Regions from separate parts of the Mus musculus genome. Here all the other regions are linked to region 1. The links are chromatin loops, found by intact Hi-C in ENCODE. Cell type or tissue: left cerebral cortex. All regions are shown on one strand.

Region 1 (8,000 bases):
CTTGGGCCTGAAGAATTGACGCTTGGCTGCAAAGAAACTCCAGCATGTTAATAACATAATAACCCGACACAGAACAATGGGAATGGGAATATAATATGCTGCAAATTTTCTTTCAGTCACAGAAGATCTTATTAGACGGAATGCTGAGCACAATGACTGTGTAATTTTTTCCCTGGAGGAACTCTCCTTGCATCAGCAAGAAATAGAAAGGCTAGAACATATTGACAAATGGTGCCGGGACTTAAAAATTCTCTATCTTCAAAATAACCTCATTGGAAAAATTGGTAAGTCTCATTTGTTTTTGTTTTTTTTCTTATGACTTTTTTTTTTTTAAGATTTAAGGAGGAGAACTTTGAAAAACAACTGAATAAGAAGGCCATGGGGAAAAGACACCACCACCTCTCAGTAGCTGTTTGCAGAATATTCCCCAGGCCTCCTTCCTGTGTGTAGTTGGCCCTGGCATCCAGAGGGATGCTGTTATGGAATTGGAAGCAGAGTTTAGTGTGAGGCGCCCATATTCTCCTACCAGTTTTCAAAGTGGGTGGATATGAGTCATGAATTTTCCATAGCTTTATATCTCTCTGCAAAACTGGTAAGATCATGTTGGGATTTAAAATCCTTATCATATATGTATACCAATACTTTTGTTGTTGTTGTTGGTTTAAAAAGTTACAGATGCCCAAAGTTGTAAGCAACCAAGAGATCCTTCAGACAACTATGCTATATCCATGAAATGGAGTGTTATTCACAGCTTAAAAGAAATGACTACTGAGGCATGAAAACACAGAAAATAGTCCTCAGTGTACATAACCAAGAGCAACCAATATGCAAAAGCTAAGCCTACATGAGTCTAACTGATATTCAGGGAAAAGCAGAAGTATAAAAACCACAAAAGATCAGTGCTTTCCAGGAGTAATGAACAATGAATAGTCAGAGTATGTAGGATAATGTGGATACATGTTTGTTTGACAAGGTACACAGAATGTATACCAAGAGTAGCATATCTCAACCTGTGAGTTGTGACCCCATTGGTAAACTCTCATCTCCAAAAATATTAACATTATGATTCATAACAGTAGCAAAATGACTGTTATGAAGTAGCAAAAAAATAATTTTATGGTTGGGGGTCAGGACATGAGGAACTGTATGAAAGGATCACAGCATTAGGGAGGTTGAGACACACTGACCAAGGATAAGTGTGTAGGTGATGATATGTCAAATTAGGCTTATCAGTTTTGATGAGTCTATCCCCTTGGGATAAGATATTAGTAGCATTGGGGACCAGCAGTTGGGGTCATGCAGGGAAATAATTGGGTATTTAAGAGCTGTACGTTCTGTTCAGTTTTTCTATGACGATAAATCTGCTCTCAGAAGTCAGTATGTATTTTTAAATGTCTGTCAGATTACCACAGACTATGTTAGCCAGTTATGCCACAGTGCTGAGTACCGGGTATTGTGATCAGTTTGGTACATTAAGATGGTTTTAGTTTGGAATGGAATTGACAGGTAAGTGCAGAAGTCATGGGGGAAAAAAGATCAAACTGTTAGTATTGTATCTGATGACCTTAGTTCCTTTTCTATTACTGTGAAGGCAATTTATAGAAGGAAGAGTGCATTGAGAGCTGGCTTATAGAGGGTTCATTACCATCACAGCAAAGTCATAGCAACAGGCAGGCAGGCATGGCACAGTAGGTAAGAGCTTACATGTTGAGACAATAACTACAAGGCCAAGAGACACACAGTGGCAAAGGCATGGACTTTTCCAGGGTTGGTGGTGGTGGATATTTTCTTTATTTACATTTCAAATGTTTCCCCCTTTCCAGGTCTCCCCTTTGGGAAACCCCTATCCCATCCTCTCTCCCCTGCCTCTATGAGCGTGCTCCCCCATCCACTCACTCCTGTCCTCCCACCTGGCATTTCCCTACACTGGGGCATTGAACACCCTCAGGCCCAAGGGCCTCTCCTCCCACTGATGACCAACAAGGTCATCCTCTGCCACATATGTGGTCAGCACCACGGGTAGGCATGGACTTTTGAAATTTTAAAGTCCACTCCCAATGACACACTCCTCTGACAAGGCCATACCTCCTCCAAGACGGCCATGCCTCCACCAAGGCCACACTTCTTTATCCTTCTACTCTTCCCAAACAGTTCCACTGACTGGGGTCCAACCATTCAAACATGTGAGCTAATGGGGAGCATTCTTATTCAATCCATTACACCGATAAAGTTCTAGCAGAAGGTAACATACACTATTAAGTACATAGACTTGCTAATACGACCCTCAGGCAAATCTTTAATTATTGGGAAGCTGAGCAGCCACAGGTTTCCCCTGACCAACTAGGTTCAAGTTTTATGGCAGGAAGAAGCTAGATCATATGTTCTCTGGCAGGGACATCCTAGAAAAAGGGAAGGAAGGAAGGAAGGAAGGAAGGAAGGAAGGAAGGAAGGAAAGAGAGACTGTGCATACTCAGTTTCTTCTCCCAATTTACCCATGGGATAGATTGATGTTTCTTGTCCCCTGCATTCCTAATAATGTGTCCTAATAATGCATCCTAATAATGCGTCAAGAGGCATACAATGGGGTTATGCAACCATAGGGAACAAATGGTGAGTCACTTCTTAAAGCAACTCTGCCTGAATGGTAAAAGCGCAAATGGGCTCTGCCATCAGGTAGTCTTGTCTGTGAACCCTTCCTCTGTTCCTTATTTGTGATCTGTGTGAAAATAAGCAAGTCGGTTAAGCTGATCAAGACTGTGTTGGCTTATTTATAAAACAGTGCTGACAGCACTTATTGTAGCAAGGGATATAGTATGGCATAAGATGGGTGTGAGGATTATTGTGCTTACAATGAATTAAGTGTTCAGTAATGAAAGCTGCCAAGCTATGTATGCCATTACTTAGCCCAGGCGGTCCTGGTTAGCCAACTGAAGCCAGAGGCAGAGGGGAAAAGTGAATAGTACTGGAGGACTGGATGGAATGAGTTGAGATAGAGAGAGTGCTACCTCTGGAGTCCAGGAGTCAGTGTTGAGGTGATAGTTAACTTTTCATGCATGTGCAGAGGTTCTCAATAGGAGGTACTTAGCCATGGCTGGGGATATTTTGATTTGATTATGATAGGGGTGTGTGTGTGTATGTGTGTATGTGTGTGTGTGTGTGTGTGTGTGTGTGTGTGTGTGTGTGTTGGGGATGTATGTTACAGGTCCCACCTTAGCAGAAGCCAGGAACCAGGAATACTACTACAAGACAAGAATTATCCAGCTCAAAATGCTAACATTACCAAGGCCGAGAAAGCCTGGTAGCATGCTGCGGATAATTGAAAATTTGCTAGAAGATTATAAAAAGCCCAGATCTGCATCATTTTGGGAAGATTTAGTAAAACTATATATTTCTTCAGATAAATATTCTTGGTGTCTTTTGCTTTACCAGGAACTGGAAACTCTGGCAAAATGTTCAATTAAAAAGGCGGTTAGATAAAACCACCAGCTTTTATTCATGGGCACTTTGCAGAACGGTGCTAATTGTACAGATCTCAAAAGAGTTCCCAAAATTTTAATCTCCACAGCTGGGTCCATCACAATTACTAATTAACAGCATAGTATTTCAGGCCTTTTCAGGGCTGTGAGAAAGCTTAAATTTTGGCTTCCGAAGTATTCTTAAATTAAACACTCTTTTAAATTCTAATAATGGGACTTTTCAATGCTGCTCCACCCATGGGCATTTAGGCATGTGTTTTGCAAGTGAAAGTACTTCTCTAGGATCCACACATGCTGTCCTACCATTGAGGTAGAAGTTTTCAAAGCAACTGCCTTTCCTAGAGCTCCCTGGCTCACTCAGTGGGACAGATGGGCTGTGGGAGGAAGGCTCTGCTCAGCAATGAAGCAAGTGTGAGCTAAGGACCATCTGGGGACCTACCAGAGTGCAGAGCCTGGGTGTGGGGTAGCCACCAGGGATCTGCTGTCCCAACATCTCTCCTGTGGGCATTTTAAAGATGAGGGTGTCGGGGAGAGTGGACATAGATGCACAAGCCTCTTTTACCTGAATAGATATTTGGTAAACAAGAAGTCTGTGGGTCTGCTTGTGGCATTTTGGGACACGGGCTGCCAGTGCTTTGAGCTTGAGCTCTCAAACCTTCTTATGGCCTGCTAGAGAGGGCACTTATAGAATCTTTGCCCATCTTCTAGCCACTTTGCTCCCTGTCTCTTGCAAATTTAACTGAGGAAATTCTACTTGTACAACTCTTGTATTGATTTCCACTGGGTGAATCCAGCATTTGAGGGCCATGCTAATAACAGAAGTGAGGAAAGGAGTTCTTGGCAAGCCAGGTATCCCACTGTGGGATGGCAGTTCAAAGAGGAATGACTATTTTTTTGTTCAGGATGTAGATGAGACACTCTGCCTTTCCTGATCGCTGGCACACAGAAACCTCCAAATGTGTTGATGACTGAGTACTCAGCTGCCCTTAGAGACCCTTTTGTAAACACTAGTACCACTTGAGTAATTTAATCACTAAGAGAAGCTTAATTCTTCCTCAGATTCTTATTTTAAAAATGAGTGGACTCGCCAGGCAGTGGTGGCACATGCCTTTAATCCCAGCACTTGGGAGGCAGAGGCAGGTGGATTTCTGAGTTCAAGGCCAGCCTGGTCTACAGAGTGAGTGCCAGGACAGCCAGAGATAAACAGAAAAACCCTGTCAAAAAAAAAAAAAAAAAAAAAAGAAAAGAAAAGAAAAGAAAAGAAAAGAAAAAAAGAAAGAAAGAAAAAGAAAAGAAGTGGACTCGAAGCACTGAGAACTAAGTATTGTTCTCATATATTCAAGGCTATATAAATAATTTTAGATGAACTCTGAATAGTGCTTAATGCAATGATAGTAAGTTATGCTTGCTATTCATTTCATAATATTTCAGAGAACCTGGGAGAGCAGCATTGCTTAGGTGAGTCAGGGATACCATCTGTACTGGCTAGTTTTGTGTCAACTTGACACAGCTGGAGTTATCATAGAGAAAGGAGCTTCAGTTGAGGAAATGCCTCCATGAGATACAACTGTAAGGCATTTTCTCAATTAGTGATCAAGGGGGAAAGGCCCCTTGTGGGTGGGACCATCTCTGGGCTGGTAGTCTTGGGTTCTATAAGAAAGCAGGCTGAGCAAGCCAGGTGAGGCAAGCCAGTAAAGAACATCCCTCCATGGCCTCTGCATCGGCTCCTGCTTTCTGACCTGCTTGAGTTCCAGTCCTGACTTCCTTGGTGATGAACAGCAGTATGGAAGTGTAAGCCAAATAAACCCTTTCCTCCTCAACTTGCTTCTTGGTCATGATGTTTGTGCAGGAATAGAAACCCTGACTAAGACAAATTGGTACCAGCAGAGTGGGGTATTCCTGTGACAACCTGACCATGTTTTGGGGAGGTCTGTGGAAGGACTTTGGAACTTTGGGCTTGAAGATCCACTCGTTGTTAAGAGCTCTGTCAGATGTTTTGTAGGAGCTTGGAAGATAATGTTGAGAACAGAGCAGAAGATGGAGGCCTGGCTTGTGAAATTTCAGAGGGAAAATTAAAGACTCTTTTCAGGGCCATTGCTGTTTTGATTGTGAAGATTCTGTAGTTCTGGTTAGCTGGGGCTGAAGAATCAGCTGTGATTAACAAGATACCAGAACTACTAAAGCAAAAACTTTGCATTACTGGGACTATTGATGCTGGTTAGCTGGAGCTAAGAAATTAGCGGTGATTAAGAAGAGACCAGCATCATTGAGGTGACATCTTCTGGGAAGTGTTTTCTGAGAGCACAGTGGCTGTGTTCCAGATATAGCCAAAGTTGTACCTTGTGCTGTGGCTGGACTTGGTAATGTGTAAGGGTCACCCAGATGGTACTGGTTTTGAAGGCATGAAGGAGTTGAGCAGAGCAGCTGAGGCTTGGCACTGTGAGAGGCCATGGAAGGCCATTGGTGAAAGTCCAGCCTCATTTGCAATTGATGGCCCAGGACTGAAGGGGTCATGCAGTGTTTTGGAGATGCCAGTACCATGAGATGACCACCAAGAGCAGCAGCAGCAGTGGAGTACAGGCATCTGGAGCCTAGAGGATGACGCGTGTGCTACAAAGGGCATGGCTGGAGAAGTGACCCAAGCCCTTGGAGGAGCCCAGAAGATCGTAAGTTGGATCCCAGACATTGGACGGTTGGAGATTGACTTTTGCTTTTGATTGTGGCTGTGCCCTGATATTTTCCCTCTTGAAGGAAGAAACTGTTTTAGTGGAGCCCACAGTTAAGAGACTTTTAATTGTAAAAAGACTTTGGATTTTAAAAGAGATGGATATTTTAAAGAGATTGAAATTTTAAGAATATGTAAAGACTGTGGGACTTTTAAAGTTATTTAGATCTTGGGGATGAATAAGATTGTAAGGGTTGAGGCTTACTAGTGATGTTTTTGTGTGTCAAGTTGACAAGGGGTCAATTGTACTGGCTAGTTTTGTGTCAACTTGACACAGCTGGAGTTATCATAGAGAAAGGAGCTTCAGTTGAGGAAATGCCTCCATGAGATACAACTGTAAGGCATTTTCTCAATTAGTGATCAAGGGGGAAAGGCCCCTTGTGGGTGGGACCATCTCTGGGCTGGTAGTCTTGGGTTCTATAAGAAAGCAGGCTGAGCAAGCCAGGTGAGGCAAGCCAGTAAAGAACATCCCTCCATGGCCTCTGCATCGGCTCCTGCTTTCTGACCTGCTTGAGTTCCAGTCCTGACTTCCTTGGTGATGAACAGCAGTATGGAAGTGTAAGCCAAATAAACCCTTTCCTCCTCAACTTGCTTCTTGGTCATGATGTTTGTGCAGGAATAGAAACCCTGACTAAGACACCATCTTTCTTTTTTGCCTCAAATAATTCTTCTTTTAAGAGAAAGTGTAATGATTCAGTGCACAGCTCTAGAATCTAATTATTTTGACTCTACCATTTAATCTCAGACATGTGCATTAACTCTATTGGCATATGAATGTATACACACACACACACACACACACACACACACACACACACACACACAGCCTGTGAGATACCTCAGGGGGTAAGATGCTTGCCTCCAAGCCTGATGACCTGGGTTCAACTTCCAGGCTCTACATGGTGGAAGGAGAGGTCTGACTCCCACAAGTTGTCTTCTGATGCCCACACACATCCTGTGACACATTCATCCATACCCATACATTTCCACACAATACACAAACGTAATTAAACGGCTTTTAAAATCTAATATAGGTGAAATACCTAGAATATGATATGGTAAATACCAAATAGTTAGCTGTGTCTTATTATCAACTATTTTAAAAACAGCAATTCATTCAACAGCAGTTCTTTGTCTAGCTCATACTTGTTTTGTGTGAATGGCCTTTCAGATTTATTTTAAAAAGATACATAATCTCATGACAGGTTCATTTTAGCTTTAAGTTAAGGAAAGCTTACTTCTCATGGCTGTCCACCTATAGGACGAGATAAAGAGGACTCCAAGGGCAGTGGGTCCCTTTTCTCTGTTCCATCATCTCAGAGTAAACTTTATTTACAGCTGGTTCCTTTATGACCAAGTAGAATGACTAAAGGAGATAACAGTTATATCCTTGTTATCCTCTTGTAGTAAAGATATATACAGTCCCAAAGCAGAGAACATGGAGTTTTTGCCTAACTGACTTTGAATACTTGTGGTGTGTGTCCCTTTCTTTAGCACATAGCTTCCAGGAAATGATGCGGCCTGGTTGACTTAAGCCTAAGTACTGAGCAGGAGTTACTGAGTCCTGTACACTGGCCAGCTTGCCTAAATGTAGGCCATTGGCATTGGAGATGGATAGGGACATGTGCAAACATTAGTACTCTGAAGAAGGGAGGAAGAGAGGAAAGCTTTGCAGGTGACCTTGTGTCTGTTGTATAGATGTTCTGTCTAGTTTTCTGTCAACTTGACACAAGTTTGAGACATTTGGGAAGGGGATACCTCAATTGAGAAAATTTTCCCACCAGATTGGCCTGTGGGCA
Region 2 (8,000 bases), 61 kb before region 1:
TATATGTGTATATACATATATAATGTGATATATAAGTGTATATATTTAATAAGGTTAAAACTGTTCACATTCTGAGTATAATGTTGAACAAAGTCAATAAAGCATCTTATTCCTATGGAGATTGCATTTCGTTGGTGGAAATAGGCAAAATATATTATTGATCATGTTAAAAACTGTGGCTTGCATAGATAAAATTAAGGAGACAGTGATGAGAAAAAATTTGTGCCATTTATCCAGGTTTTCCCATTGGTACCAATTTATAGTGCTTCAAAATATTAACAAAATCAGGAATTAACATTGGTATGATGTGAACATTCGTGTGTGTGTGTGTGTGTGTGTGTGTGTGTGTGTGTGTGTGTGTGTAAAGGTGGATATAACACTAGACTCATTTAAAAAAATAACATGTCAAATTAAGCATCCTTCTCATAATATGAACAAATGATTAATGAAACCAAGTGCATTCTAGTTCCTGCCAAAAACAAGGAATTCTAAGCAGGACACAGACACGAGACTGATATAGGGGTTGGACCAGAAACGACAGATGGTAGAGGGCTAAAGAACCTTCTGTGCCGTATTAAGGAGACAGAGTTTATCTAATGATTCACAGGCATTTTGAAGCATCTTAAGAAGGATAAGGACACATCAGATTTGGGTTTTCAATGTTAGTTTTCTAGTAGTACACAAGGGAAGATTACACAGAATAGCTGGTGTGAGCTCAGAAGCAAAGAAAAGCATCAAACCTTCCAAGAAAGTACAGTGCAAAGAGAAGGAGGATAATTTTGTTTTTGATGTAGAATTGACAGGTTTGTGAGAGATTGAATGAGGTTGTGAGGAAGTGGGAGAAGTTTAACAAATGGTTGTGTTTTGTTTGGTAAAATGTGTGAAAAATTTTGCCCATGCCAGCTCTGGTAGATAGGAAAGCAGCGTGCTGGAGCTGCCTCTTCCTACTTGAGTGTTCTTGGGCACATCAATGAACATTTCTCATCTGCCACTTCCTTCTTTGTTAATACAGGACAAAGGAAATAGGACATAGGGTTGCTGTGAAGATGAAATGCAGTAGTTCACTAAAGTATCAATGTTGAAGCAATGGGTTGATGTTCTACTCAACACGTTTACTCTACAAAGATTTATTTTTATTATTTCTATTATGTGTAGATGTACTTTCCAAGGCCAGAGGGCTATGGTCCCCTGGAGCTGGTATTAAAACACAGCACGGTTGTGAGCTGCCACGTGGGTGCTGGAAACCAAAGTGGAGTCAAATGCTTTCAACTGCTGAGCCATCTCTCCAGCCCCTAGTTTGCCAATGAACATGTTCAGTATTAAGCAGTCTTACATTTTTTTCCTTTATGCATTTACTTTCTCATTGTGACTATAAATAATTGAGACTAAGTTTTCTTTTCCTTTTTTTTTTTTTTTGATTAGGAATATTTTATTGGACTCAAAAACAGGTTGTTACATGTTAATGTTTGGGTGTCTTTGAGAGCACATTAGCCAAAATAGGCAACCCATTCAACAAACAAAACAATGTAACACCTCCATGGCTGAACTTGTTTCTTTCCTGTCGCATCTTTGAAGTTCACCCCATTTCCTTTCTTCCCATTCCATGCATCACTTCATTTCTTTTTTTATTAGATATTTTTTATTTACATTTCAAATGTTATCCCCTTTCCTAGTTTTCCCTCTGAAAATCCCCTATCCCCTCCCCCCACCCCTCCCCCTCATCACCAACCCACCCACTCACATTCCCAGTCCTAGCATTTCCCTATACTGGGGCATAGAACCTTCACAGGACCTAGGGCCTCTTCTCCCATTGATGATCAACTAGGCCATCCTCAGCTACATATGCAGCTAGAGACATGAGTCCCACCTTGTGTTTTCTTGATTGGTGATTTAGTTCCAAAGAGCTCTGGGGGGTACTGATTAGTTCATATTGATGTTCCTCCTACGAGGGCTTCAGACCCCTTCCGCTCTTTGGGTACTTTCTCTAGCTCCTTCATTGGGGATCTTGTGCTCTGTCCAATGGATGACTGTGTTTTCTTTTTGCAATAAAGGTCTTAAAAGAGGCAATTTGAAAAAAAAAATATAAGAGACGAAGAGAAGCCAATTTCCATAAGCTGGAAAGAAAATGAAAATGGTGTCTGGTAACTACAACTAGTGTCTTAGTTACTTTTCTTGTTCTGTGGCAAAATTCCAGACCAAAAACACACTTAGAGGAGGGAGGGCTTATTTGGGTCACAGTTTTACAGTATACAGTCCAGCACTGCAGGGAAAATCTGATGGCAGGAGAGTGGCACACCTGGTCACATTGTGTCTGAGTCTGGAAGCAGAGAGCAAATAGGAGGTTGAGCTGCGATATGAATCCCCAACGCCTGCTTGAATGAATGCTACTTCCTCCAGCAATGATCCACCCCCTAAGGACTCCAATGGTTTTTCCAAACCAATTGGAGACCAACCCATGGGCTCAGGGAAGACATTTCACACTTAAGCTACATCACTAGGGAACGGATTTTACAAAGACCATTTTCACATATTTGGAAATTGGTATCTGCCTTCCCTAGTTGGTTCTTCCAAATCTGCCCAAACAACTTGAAAGCAGTTGGACCACAGCCATGCTGCACACTTGTGAGGTGTCTTATTAAAATTCTCATGGTTGTCAAATATCTTCTAAATATAACAAATTAAACCACCCCTTCCAAAAAATCAGTAATTAGTCAACCTGGTTGCGTTCAAGAGTTGGGAAGCTCTCATTTCTGCTGTCAGCTGTAATCACGTCTCCTCAGACGTCTTGGTTTCCGGTTTTACCCAAGGCCTCTTGATTTATCAGCAATTTGTTTTTCTCTAGAAATATGGCCTAGTTAGAACACTCCAGAAGAATTCAAAATTAAATTGTTTTGCTATTTTCTCTCTGTGCCGTGGCTGTAATCAAACACTATTTCCCCTGATTTTCTCATGCTTCAGTTTTCAGACTAAAGGATATTTTGCCGACTGGGTTTGTCCTCATCTAACCCCTTCTCCAGCTGCAGGAGACACCTTTCCTCATTAGTTGCAATTCACTCTTTAGTTGTTGGCATTTTTTGCCTTTCCTGAGGGCCACCCCCTCCCCCGCTGCCAAACTGCAATTTGGAATGTGTTCCTGGAGCTGTGAGTCACCCTGAAAGAGAATAGAGAATTCTCCCAAGGATAATTGAGTGGAAGAGGATCTTCACTTAGCCCTTAATGCTTTCAAGAATAATACAACTAAAAATATTTGCTGAAATGTTTGGTGTGGTAAGAGCCATTCATTTATTGTTAAACTTATCAAAAGATGAAAATCAGTCATAGAAAAGCATGAGTAGGGAGAAAATTTGTCGTTTTAGAAACATGTGTCTCCTTGGTCATTTTGAGTACAAAGGATTTTTACAGTTTCTCTGTGGTTTAACGCCATCATTTAAAAGTTCTGTGTAAGATTTCCAGGATGCCAGACAAGAACCCTTTGTTCTATTTCATTCAATTTTCAGGGCTAATTCTCTAAGTTAGACCAGGTAGTCCTGGGAAACAGCACGGGGATATTTTTCCTTTTGTCACAGAAAATGCCTCATGTCCTGGGATCATGGAATATTCTTTTTGGAGTGTGTGATTAGCCAGAAATATTCTGGATCCTTTATCATGTCCATATTAATACGGTCATCTGGCTTTCTCTGTGTTCTTAACAGCTTTACCAAGGTATAATTGATACACATAAAAATGTACACATTTAATATGCATAACTTAATGAGTTAGATATATGCTGTTATTTGTCACCATAATTAGCATAAAGGACATACCAAACAGCTCCCCAAGGCACCTTATATCCTTCTGTGTGTTTCTGTGTAGGTGTAGGTGTGTTTTCAGAACATGCAACATAATCTAGCTTTAAAAAATCAAATATCATATTGTAAACTGCATGCACCAGACTGTGCCACACATACCCTTAAAACATACCCATTTATTGTAACGGAAATGCTATACTCTATTTTCCCCACCTCCTAACCGTGGAAGCGCTGGAAGCCACTACTGCATTTTCTGCTTCTGTAAGTTTATCTATTTAGATCCTTATCGAAGTAGACTGACTTATTTACCTTAGCAAACAGTCATGCAGGTCCTTCCATGTTGTTGCAAGCAGCAGGATCATCCTCCTTACTTAAGGCTGAGTACATCCCATTGCATACACTTGCCACATTTAATTTATGCATTCACCTGTGGACTCAACTTGAGTCTGTATTTTGACTAGTGTGAGCAGTGCTGCAGTGAGCATGCTCCAGGATAAGCTCTACTGTGCGGCCCTTACAGGTTACCGATCACTTTCCTTCTCTATGGCAACCAGCAATGATGCATCTTTAGACTTGTTTGGCAGGTGTCCAGAAGCTTGAGAGAATGGGAGAAAGGAATATGGACGTATGGCAGGGACTTCCCTATCCAAAAGCCTCAATCCATTGGCTCAGTATCTAAGCTATGCCACAGACAGAGTGGCACTACCAATTTAAATACCACATAATAAAACACTTGTTATAAAAGGACCCCAAGAGTCTATTGGTATTCCTTAATCACTCCTCCTCCTTCAATAAGGACTCACGAGCTTCCAGGGCTCATTGCTTAGAGTGCTTTCACCACAAGGATCGAGTAACATTCAATCTGGATATTCATTAATGACTTCCAACTCCTCATAGACTAATCTTAGATCTTGAGTGTGATAGGAAGCTTTGAACCTGGACTCAGTCCAGTCAGAATCATCATGTGGTACTTCCCCAGGCTCATTCTTCCACCCAGCCATGTAGAACTGGCTCATTGGGATATGGTCTCTCAGCCTTTGTCTCCCCTCCCCCCGCCCCGCCCCGCCCCGCCCCCTCTGGTCTTCACTCTCTGCTCCTGCTCCATTATCTCCCTACTGTCACCTGGTAGAGTTTGTACTCATCCTCCAGGTTTCTTGTCCAGCCCCGCCTCTTCTATGAAGTCTTACTGTGTTCTACAAGGCATACTCAGAAGTCTTTTTTCTAGACTTTCACTGTAATATGACTTGGCTCCTCTAGTTCCTTGAACAGAACAATCCATGCAAGGTATATAGTAAGTGAACTGATCAGATAAACAGGCCTTCTTCCTCTATGTCCATGAAGCACCTGTCTTTTCTACTTTTGCTGCAGTTCCTGGAATTCTTTGGCTTGAGGGCTTCCCTGGGGTGTCACTGAAGCCTGCCTTGCTTTAGTTCTTCCACCTACCTGGCATCTTTCCTCAGTCATCTTATGTGCTGGGCATCCCCTGACACCAGTGGAAACAGAGAAAGAAGCCTTTCTCGTTGTTAATTAGCATGGACCAACTTCACATTGTTCCACTTGAGGTACCCAATGCATGAAAACAATACCATTCCTGACTGCTTTTTCTTCTCCTCTGCTTTTTTAGTTCTTTTCTCTCTAAAACGACTTTAGGCTCATAGCTATTTCTCACCACACTTCAGTTGTGCCCTTTCCGGAAACCCTGTCACTATGTATGGTGAGCTTTATAAGAAGAAGGTGGCAAAAGATATATATTTCCCCACAGTGAATTCAGGGGATTTAGAGTATGTGATAAGTATTGAGCCTAGAAGAATCTAGGGAAAGATCAAAAAATTCTTTCATAGAGGGCAAATTCCCTAGATGTCCAATTCAAAGGGGAAATGGTCCTAACTTACTTTGTGTGAAATGATGGAATGGAGATAATCTTTTTTTTTCTCATTTTCAATATCACTTTTAAAAACATTTCTAATCAAATAATAATTTTCCCAAATGTCAGGTCAGATTGTTGAAGCTAAACTCCAAACAGTGACCACATGAATCTTCGGAGCATCTTTTACCTGGGATTCTCCATCTTTCATAGCCATATTTATTTTCCTTTCCTGTCTTAGTCAGGGTTTCTATTCCTGCACAAACATCATGACCAAGAAGCAAGTTGGGGAGGAAAGGGTTTATTCGGCTTACACTTCCATACTGCTGTTCATCACCAAGGAAGTCAGGACTGGAACTTAAGCAGGTCAGGAAGCAGGAGCTGATGCAGAGGCCTTGGAGGGATGTTCTTTACTGGCTTGCTCAGCCTGCTCTCTTATAGAACCCAAGACTACCAGGCCAGAGTTGGTCCCACCCACAAGGGGCCTTTTCCCCTTGATCACTAATTGAGGAAATACCTTACAGTTGGATCTCATGGAGGCATTTCCTCAACTGAAGCTTTCTCTGTGATAACTCCAGCTGTGTCAAGTTGACACAAAACTAGCCAGTACATTTCCCATGTGAAATGGTTTCTCTGTTAACTTTGTGATGCAGAGTTGTGAACATCTCTCTTGGGCATTCTCTGAAGGAAACCATGTAGTTTGCATTGAGTGATGTTGCACATAGCCTTTATACTGGCTCCTGGCAGCATCAAGGGTCAGTACTAATGTAATAAATATTGACTCTTTGGATTAGTACAAATTATAACTTTCTCTCTCTCTCTCTCTCTCTCTCTCTCTCTCTCTCTCTCTCTCTCTCTCTCTCTCTCTCTCTCTCTCTCCTTAGCTTTTCATGAGGGAATAGACTATTGCATCCCTGCAGGGACTTGCTTCTAATTTTCTGTTCTCTTTAAGAATAAAGGGGCTTTCTCCACGCCCTATAGAACCCTCTAAACTGAAGCCCTTTAATTATGACTTTTAAGTCCCACCTTTCCATCAGTCAACCACAGTTATTGTTTAGGGTTGTGAGTGGCCTCAGCTTGCTTGCTAGGAATGACCTTTTCTTTTGAGCTTAAGCATGCAGCTTTAAAAGAATGTGTGTTGGATATGTGCCAGCTTTTAAGTCAGTCCAGGAAATAACCTGCATTCCATGCAGGACTTCTGCCTGATCTGTGTGAATGTCTTTGTCTCCAAGCCAGTGTTTTCTGCATTGTTTCAAAGTCTCACCTAAGGACAAGGTAGGGAAACTAAGCTGAGTGTAGATATCATGCAGGCCATCCAAGGCAGAGACTTGAGAATTCCTCAGACACTCAAGCCATATGAATCAAATCAGTGGGTCTATTTAGTCAAGGTGTAACACTACTAATGTAATTGAAAGTCATTCTTACTTATTGCATTCACCCTTTCCAGCAAAGTTCTAGCCTGGGAAGTTTAGGGTCCTTTAACTTTAGATTCAGCTCAAAAGTCAACAAGCCAGAATTATCCCATAGTGACTTTATGTTGAAGACACCTGATGATTCTAGAAGTTGTCTTAGCATGTTTCAAACTTTGTGTTGCATGGATTTGAGATTTAACTTGGGTGTTATTTAGAGGCATTGGTAGGCTAATTCCAGGGTAAGTAAAATGTATTTGCAAATGAACCATTATAAGGGAATGCATTAGAAACTATTTGCACCAAGCATTCTGTTTGAATGATAAAACGAAACATGTACTTGCTATTCAAGATTTCATTCAGTGTTTCAAAGTGGTTTATAGAGAGTTTCTATAGTAACACCTATCATAACATATTTTGCTACTCTGCTCTTACCTGAATAAAATCCTCACAAAACAAATGGTGACACCTGTCTACTCTGCTATTGCTTCTCAACAGCAACATCTAATAGATGCCAAATGAGTGAATGGGCAAATTAGAAGTAGGAGTTATCTCTGCTATAAAGTCTAATGTTGTAAAGATGTAAGGCTCATATGCTTACACAGATCCTTCAAATAAATCTATTCATAACCTAACATCACTTGGAGGTTGAAGATGAGATAATCCATGCCCTTGCCTACATGATGTTATAGTATCATTTCATGATTTCTTCAAGGGCCACCTGGATTTTACTATATATCGAACTGTACATTGATTTATCCAGAAGAAATACCACATGAATATCTACATGGTGACATTCTTACTAAGAAACAGTATATCGTCTATAAATGAAGCCCCTACTCTTTTGATGGAAAGCCAATGCTTTCTGTGGTCTGTTCTCCATTTGTTGTAAAACTATATTTTCCCTGAATTCTGCTGAGCTACTTGGTCGTAACTATA
Region 3 (8,000 bases), 73 kb before region 1:
CAAAATATACACAACCTTGCTTGCTTGCTCTCAGTTAGCTCTTTCTACTCTTATATGGCCCAGGAAATGATGCTGCTAACAATAGGTTGGATCTTCGTACATGAACTAACCATCATGATTCACCCTGACCCCCAGATATGTCTACAGACCAACCAGGTCTAGGAAATTTTTCAGTTAAGACTTCTGTCTCAGTTGACTCTTGGTTGTGCCAAGCTGAGAGTCCAACTAGGCAAGCACATGGACCTTCACATAACCAGACAAGGCTCATGCTCCATTAACACATTTCACATTCTGCACAGGTTGCTGGGTAGAAAATGAAGTGGAAAGAGTTCTGGAAAAAAGCTCAGCTTAGCCATGGTGACCAATTACAAAGTCACCACCTGAGGAAATAAAAGCATATCACTATAAACAACTAAGTTTTGGATACTTATTTTACTGTGGAGTAATTTCTGTATTAGAATGACATCCCTGCCACTCTTTCCAGATTATTAGCTTTCCCAGACTCTGACCAGAAGAACAATGTCAGGCCCTGATATAATTCTGTAGTGTGTGTGGCAAAAAGCCCAGACTGAGGTAGCTGGTAGTCATGCAACTCATACATTTTTAATTTCCTAGTATGTACTAAACCTCATACTACACCATGATATATAACAAGAAAAGAATAGATAGACCTTAGGCTCTGAAGTAAAGCAGGAGATGGAACATAGAAAGTCTCTTGGTTCCTTAACTGTAGCTATGACGCACACTCCAAATAAAAATTGTAGAGAGCTGTGGCCTTCATAACTTGATCTAGGAGAGGTCATGTAGAAGGAGTTGCTTAGGAACAAGATGTAGAAACAACGGTAGTATGTTTAAAGACTCCAAGGTGAAAGCAAACCTGAACAAGATGAAAGGCTGAAGATCAACATGGTCAAACTTTAGAAGATAGAATGTGTGCAGTATGAGGCTAAAACTTGCCTCATAGGCTGCAGGGGTGATTTTGAACTTATTATGAGAGAGGAGCAAAGATGAAGGTTTTAATTTAAGGAATGACATAATCAAATTTACATAGTGAGATATGTATGTGCATAATGTGTTGGATAGAGGCCAAGTAGACAGTTGGAATGTTAGCATAAAATACAGTCAGAATGAGGTAGTAAGTGGAGTCCCAGGGAGAGACAATGGAGGTGGAAAGAATGTGGGATTCTGCGTAGGAAATAATACTGATATCTCCTAACATCAAAAATAATCTCGGTAGCAATCCCCAAGAATTAATAACACAAACTCTCCACCATCCTGATCAAGCTCTCCAAAGAGAAGTCAATTCACAAAATCCAATAAGGAATACATCTTGCACATTCCCTCAGGTACCCAGCTATTTCTTTCTTCTTTCTTCTCATTTGATTCTGCAGGCCAACCTTGGGGCTATAGATTATTACATTTAAATTTGAGAAAATTGCAGCTCAAAGATGCTAAGCCACAAGTCTGAGGTCCCAAAGCTATCGTGAAAGACCATTTTAATCTTAGCCTGTCTATGCCAGTGCCTGGAAAATGAAGAAGTGGATGCTCACAGTCATCTATTGGATGGAACAGAGGGCCCCTAAAGAAGGAGCTAGAGAAAATACCCAATGAGCTAAAGGGGTCAGTAACCCTACAGGAGGATCAGCAATATGAACTAACCAGTAACCCCGCCCTCCCCCCAGAACTGTGTCTCTAGTTGCATATGTATCAGAGGATAGCCTCATAAAAATCACATTATTATAGATAATATATAGCTTTTATAGCATCCTGAACTTGATAGCGTTGATGCTATCTTTGATATATTTAGGTTAATTGGACCAAGAGCATAATAACTGTATGCTACTCATAACTGAATATAGCCAGAAAATGTCAAACAGGAAACATGGCTTAAATTTTCTCATGTTAATATAGTTTGAGGTGACACAGAAGCTCTGAGAAGCATCCCTCAATGATCACAATGTATGGAGTTGACCTGACTCTGGGTTGCCTGTTCCCTTCTGATGGTCAAGAAGATCTGCTGTATTTACTCTGTGAACACCACTGATGCGATCGTGACAGGAAGTATGACCTCATTCTGCTGCCCTGCCTCTAGTTCGGAAAGGCTGATATTGAAAGTAAACAAGGCCCGTGAGACTAACTCCCAAGAATGACAAGCTATTCTATTCTTGGAAGCAGCTGAAAGATCCAGAGGCCCCTGACCACCAAATTGCCCTGTGAAAGTGGCAGAGACATGGTCATCTCCAACCAGAAGGGAAGACGGGGTGCTCTGTGGGAAGTCACTTCTGCACCTGTTGACATTCTGATGGGATTTTTCAGTTGAAGAACGGCTCGGTCCAGCTTTCTGCACTACCAACCACTGGGAAGCTTCGTATTTCAGTAACCCTCCTGTCATTTATCAGTCGGAAGAAGAGCCCGGGGACTCCCTGTGGAGGAATATGTATGAGCAAGTTATATTTCAGAACAGATGCATTGCTTTGATGAGCTGGTAGACAGAGTCTGTTTCTTGAAAAGTTCTTGAGCTGTGAATGCAAGTTGTTTTCACAGTTACTAATTCTTGACTAGCGGGCATTATGCTCACTGTACATGGCTCCTCGCTTTTGTAAGATCAAACAGCGAGACCTTGCTTTCTGCTGCACAATGCCTTGCCTTAAAACTAAGCTTACTGCCTGAGGAAAACTAACATATAGTCATTTGGACTGGACAAAGTCTTATTGTATTACTCAATGCTGAAATCACAAGGAACATGCTAGTATGTTCACTTGTATGGATATTATCTTTTTCAAACCAGTGATTTTCTTTTTTAAAAATGTGTGTCTTTATTTAGAAATCTTCCAAAGAATGCTAGAAAGTTCTGTATTATTTAAGACAATCTTATAAGCTGGAGTATATGATTCCTTGAAAGGTTCACTATACATTATTAAATAATCTAGTTTGAGCCTTAGAGTTGATGTGACTGATTTAATGTATTATGTTATAGCAATCAATTATTAGTTGACATGTTTATCAAAAACAGGGACAGAACTACTAGATCATAAAAGGCTCTCATGTCACCTTATAAAACTACTAGGGTCGTATTATACATATATACTTATATACATACAAACATATGTATATGTATACACTTATATAATTTATGTAATTCAGTAGCTACATGGAGATAGAACTATGTGATAAGAGGTAACTGATCAATATTTGCACAAATTGCACACTTTGAAGCATGCTTACTTTGAAATTGAAAAGTAAATTCTAAGCTTTCAGGAATGTGACTTTGTAATCTGGGTTGTGGTGGTCTATTTGTAGCTCAGTATAGCTTATGCTGTTTAGGAATGTTCAGACTGATAGCCACCACAAAAGCCTTGACCTTCTCCATGGCCACTTGTCAATGGCAACAATCTCCAAGCACTTACTGCAACTCAATAATGAAACTAGTTCTGCTGGCTGCTTTAAATACACATTTGTTTCAAGGACACTAGAACCAGCCTCTTTTTCAGATTTCTTAATTAAGTAACAAAAACCTATTTAATCTGGATGACAAATAAACCTTTGTAAGTATTGCTTTTCTCTCACAATGGTGTTGTTATTTACAGAATATTCAGACTTAAGGAATGAGACAATGAAAAATAGAATTTAAAGTAGGCAGCCCCACACTGAAGTCCCACAATCTGGTCTGCTTCTCCAATCCTACATCTCTGTACTATTTCAGCAAACAAATCTGACTAGTGCAATTAGTAGACGCCATCTGTTTGGCATCATTTGTCTATTTTTAATATATAGTCCATCTTTTTTTTTTAACGTCTTTTGCAGAAAAAAAAAAATCTGTGAAGTTTGAACAAGCGGCCTTCTCAAGATGTACCGAGACTCTCCACTGATGTCGACACCAGTAGCAAGTAAATGTGAAACTGCTCTGTGCAATTATCTTTGAACGATTAGAGTCCTCTTAGCAATTTCCTTGCTTTGATTTTGCTGATACTCAGACCATTAGCCATCTGTCAGTAGCTTGTGTTTTTTAAATGCCAGTGTGTGCGCTTTGGCAATGATTTCGACTTCATTTCTTTCCTTGAAAGAAATGTGGCATTTTTTTTTCTTTTAGGATTAAAAAAAAATCACTATTTTTTTAGATGCCTATGCATAAATGTGAAAGGAGGCCATTTATTGGCTACTATTAAGATGCAAAACTGTCTACAAAAATGCTGAAAGATTGATCACAACTTTCAGAAAATAAGGGCGTTGTTCAAACGGTAGTGGTTTCTTCCTTCCTCTTATTTTTCTCTCCCAACCCTCTTTGTAACCCTCTCTCACACACCCAGTTGTTCTTCTTTTTTTTTCTTTTTCTTTTTAACTAATAAAATAACAGCCTGAGCTGAAAGTCTAAATTACCTTATTTGTTTTCAGTAGTAATTGTCAGCACAGAAATCAAGTTTCTCTGAGCCAGGCTGTTAGAAGTCCTGATACTGCCGTTGCCTTTTATAAAATTGTGTGATAGAGTTTACACTACGAATCCCCTTCGATCTTCCTCCAAGTGAAGCCCATTGTCATGCCTATGGATTGGATCTTCTTTAATGAAGTCTTTACAGGCTTCATAGTTTTAAAAGCCATCTATTTAAAATCAATAAAAATCAACCCTCAGGCTGGGGAGAGGCACTGTCATGTAAAATGTTCACCATGCAAGCATGAGAGTCTGAATTCAGATTTACACATCCCATATAAAGGACTGGGTATGATGTCATGAGCCTGTAATCCTGATACTGGACAGACATCCTAGGAGAATTGATGGGATCCAGGTTCAGTGAGAGACCTTGTCTCAAACAAGCTGGAGAACCATAAAGGAAGACACACAAATGTGCACACACACTTGCACACACAAAATCTACACTTCATACTCACCCCCCACAATGCCTTCTGTTTGCTATAATAGCGACATCTTAGAAAGCATTAACCAATCACAAAACTCCTTGGCAGTGACTGGATTCTCTCACATTATAGAGTTAGCTACAATACCCACCACACTGAGCGACTGGTCTTGATTTTTCTTTTTGAACTTCGCACAAGATGCTTTCTCTCTTCCACTCATAAGCTCCGTGTGGTGGCCATGATTTATCACCCTGCACTAAAGAAAGCTGTCAATGACTGTGGAGTGTGAGAGCGACAGAAGATAGATATTCCAAGATTACTTTATGCTTCCCATAGAGGATGGGTGACATGTCGACGGAGTCTCTGAAACTAGCTGTTCACACCATTCTACCACATTGCTACCCTCTTGCTGAGGGTGGAACATAAGCTGCCCACGTGTCAACCTTGCAGCTAATTAGGGTCATACATATTGGTGAGATATTGAAAATTCTCTCTCGTTTCCTTATGCAGATGACTCCAGGTCAGACGAAGGACCTTCTGGAAAGCTGTCTCCGACATGCCTTTTCCCAAGGTATGTTGGAGACTTTTCTCTGTCAAACTCCCTTCCTGCCCATCTTACTTTGTCTTCCTTTAGAAGCACTATTGTACATAGCATATATAGGCTTGCCATGGCTATTTATTTTCACTCCCCTGCATTAACTACTGAAAACTTGTCTGCTCTAAGAATGGGATATTCTTTTTTTCTTTTTAGTGTGAGTACATAGCAGATGTCTATTGAATGGCAAACTCCATCAGATACATAGTTTTGATTGGCTTGGTTGATTTTCTTATTTGATATCTTTGTTGCTGGTTGATTTTCTTATTTGATATCTTTGTTGCTTTCTAATGCTGTGGCAAAACACCATTACCAAGGCAACTTACAGAAGAAATCATTTATGGACGCTTACAATTCTAGAGTACTGCTATAGTAGAGGCATCTTACACATGACCATCATGGAGGGAAGCATGCCAACAAGCAGGCAGGCATAGTACTTGAGAGCTTATATATAATCCAGAGCACAAGGCAGATAAAAAAAGAACTTACTGGGACAGATGTGGACTTATTAAATCTTGAAACCCTTATTGGCAGGGTTGACATGCTTCTGCCAATAAGGCCATACCTCCCAATTCTTCCCAGTTTCACCAACTGGGGACCAAGAATTTAAATATATGTGTCTATGGGGGTCATTCTCATTCAAGACACCACATCATGGCTTCCTATCTCATTTCACAACAGTGACAGTACTCACCAGTACACAAGCTGGTCAAGTTTCATGTTCTGCTCACAGTGGTCAATCCCACTATCTTGTTCAATCCTTCAATGAGATCCCTTTTTTTTTCCCTTCCTGTGATTTTTCTAATTGAGCTTCTGTCTACCCCTAATTCCTTCTATAGTCATTAGCTGAGGCTTCCCCCACCATTTTCTGAAATGAACTTACAAGATAAAGGGATCTAGTACTGATATTAGAACCTGTCCTTCCTGTAGGTGTCAGGCCTTCTGACACTACCACTTAAGTCAGTCAAGAATATGTAAGCAGAAACATGAATTTGTGTTGGATCAGCTTAACTAGGGTTGCATCCTAGCTCCCCGGAATACTAGCTATGTAACATAGCTAAGTAACTTGTCCTTCTGAATCTTCATCTTTTTTTTGGGGGGGGAGTACATAAGGAGAATCATATCATAAATCTCCTTACCTTTTAGAGAGATTTTCTGCAAAGGACAGAAAAAAACATCCTTGGGGCTTGATCTATGGTACAAATTTAATAAGTAGTATCTATTAGTATCTTATTAATAACAAGCACATATTCCAATTGTTCATATGTTTTTAAATTATAAAAAGCCATAAGGCCTGCAGGAAATATAGAAAGCGAGAATGAAACATGGTTTATAAACTATCAGCAAAATTTTTAAAGGATGTAAGGATGTTCTAGGGTTTGACTCTTTACCAATACCAGGAAGCAATACTCTTCCAGGACTTGGTTAATCATCACTCAAGACAAGAAAGGGCTGGTATTTGGACAGTTGAGTAAGTTGCTGGTTGTTTGTGTGGTTAGGTTTCTGAAATCCATTGAAAAGGGCCTATTGAAAGATAAACAGCTGCTGGAATTTCTCCAGTATAACTAAAGTGAGAGTCAAGAGCTAGAAGTAGTTTTGTTAATGGCTAAAAATATTTGATAGCACTGTAAATTCCCTCTCCCTCTCCCTCCCCCCTCTCTTTCTCTCACAAACCTATGGATGTTACAAGAATATTTTCAATTTATGTCCAGACAAGAAATGAGAGAGAAAATATTAAGGACATTTGAATGGAGACATTCCCTGAGTTAGGGAAACTGAGGTTGATAATAATTGTTAAAGACTGAAACTCAGAGAATAATTAGGAATACAGCTCCAGCGCTCTATCATTTCCTAGTTCTTGAGGAGGCAAATAGCATGAAGAGAAAAGCATAGGGTAGGACCCCCCCCCCAGAAAAAATAGAAATGTGTAAAAGAGCTAATGGTTCAATGTCACCTTCTGCCATAGAGATGAGTTCCGTGAATGGGGAAAGAACAGGAAAGAAAAGATTTGGGTAAGATATGGAAGCTGCCATCAGGCAGCTGAATGCTTCCCAAATGCAAGACTGAAAAGAAAGGAAATGATAATTTCTCTATTACAGTGGCAAGGGCAGTGATGTGACACACTGTATTGAATAAAGGGAACAATGAATTTCAACATCCCAGAAAGGAAGTTTAGTGATATTTCCATTTTTTTAAAAAATGGACTAATATCAAGAGTATAGGTCTATCCTCAGGGGAAGAGGCTCATTTTCCAGAACGTTGTCACCAAAGTTCTAAGTAGAAAACAACTGAATGCTGTGTGGTTCAGCGCCTAAGCCCTGGCAGTTAAGAGCACCACTGATAAGGGCTGTGGAAGTAGTTGGCACCATGAATGTGAAGAATGGAATTTCTTTCACAGTGACTACATGGTCATATGGGTCTTGTATGATTGTCCATACATGATGGAGACTTAAAGGACTTTCCTTTTTTCTCTTTAGCTTTACTTGTGACTTCCTGGATGGAGACAGTTCTTTTGAATGCTGCTCCATAGACCCCCTGACAGGCTCCCACTATA

Evidence for each region. Hi-C counts contacts between places; a loop is a spot of excess contacts. Peaks named below come from ENCODE experiments on the same cell type or tissue, not always from the same donor. Only the 100,000 strongest peaks of a DNase experiment are listed, where the experiment ranks them.
Region 2: a loop joins it to region 1, with 6 times the contacts of the local background. A loop is called at or near these places in 3 of 42 quality-filtered maps.
Region 3: a loop joins it to region 1, with 2.1 times the contacts of the local background. A loop is called at or near these places in 2 of 42 quality-filtered maps.

The regions. Positions count from the first base shown.
Region 1 is chr15:66,481,757-66,489,756 of GRCm38, reverse strand. It overlaps Lrrc6 (leucine rich repeat containing 6 (testis)), which reads left to right. Exons shown (of 12, transcript NM_019457.2): 2 at 117-284. Among named protein-coding and RNA genes, the nearest start is that of Gm31006, 15 kb to the left of the region's middle. In left cerebral cortex, no CTCF peak of the experiment used is centred here; DNase peaks (open chromatin) are centred at 496 and 3,857; H3K27ac peaks cover 2,649 bases.
Region 2 is chr15:66,542,599-66,550,598 of GRCm38, reverse strand. All of the region lies in intron 5 of Tmem71 (transmembrane protein 71), which reads left to right. Among named protein-coding and RNA genes, the nearest start is that of Tmem71, 14 kb to the left of the region's middle. In left cerebral cortex, no CTCF peak of the experiment used is centred here; a DNase peak (open chromatin) is centred at 3,086.
Region 3 is chr15:66,555,167-66,563,166 of GRCm38, reverse strand. Tmem71 (transmembrane protein 71) reads left to right here and starts at 2,121. Exons shown (of 10, transcript NM_172514.3): 1 at 2,121-2,437; 2 at 3,805-3,887; 3 at 5,362-5,422; 4 at 7,924-8,000. The coding sequence starts at 3,848. In left cerebral cortex, no CTCF peak of the experiment used is centred here; DNase peaks (open chromatin) are centred at 586, 1,073, 2,430 and 3,823; H3K4me3 peaks cover 191 bases.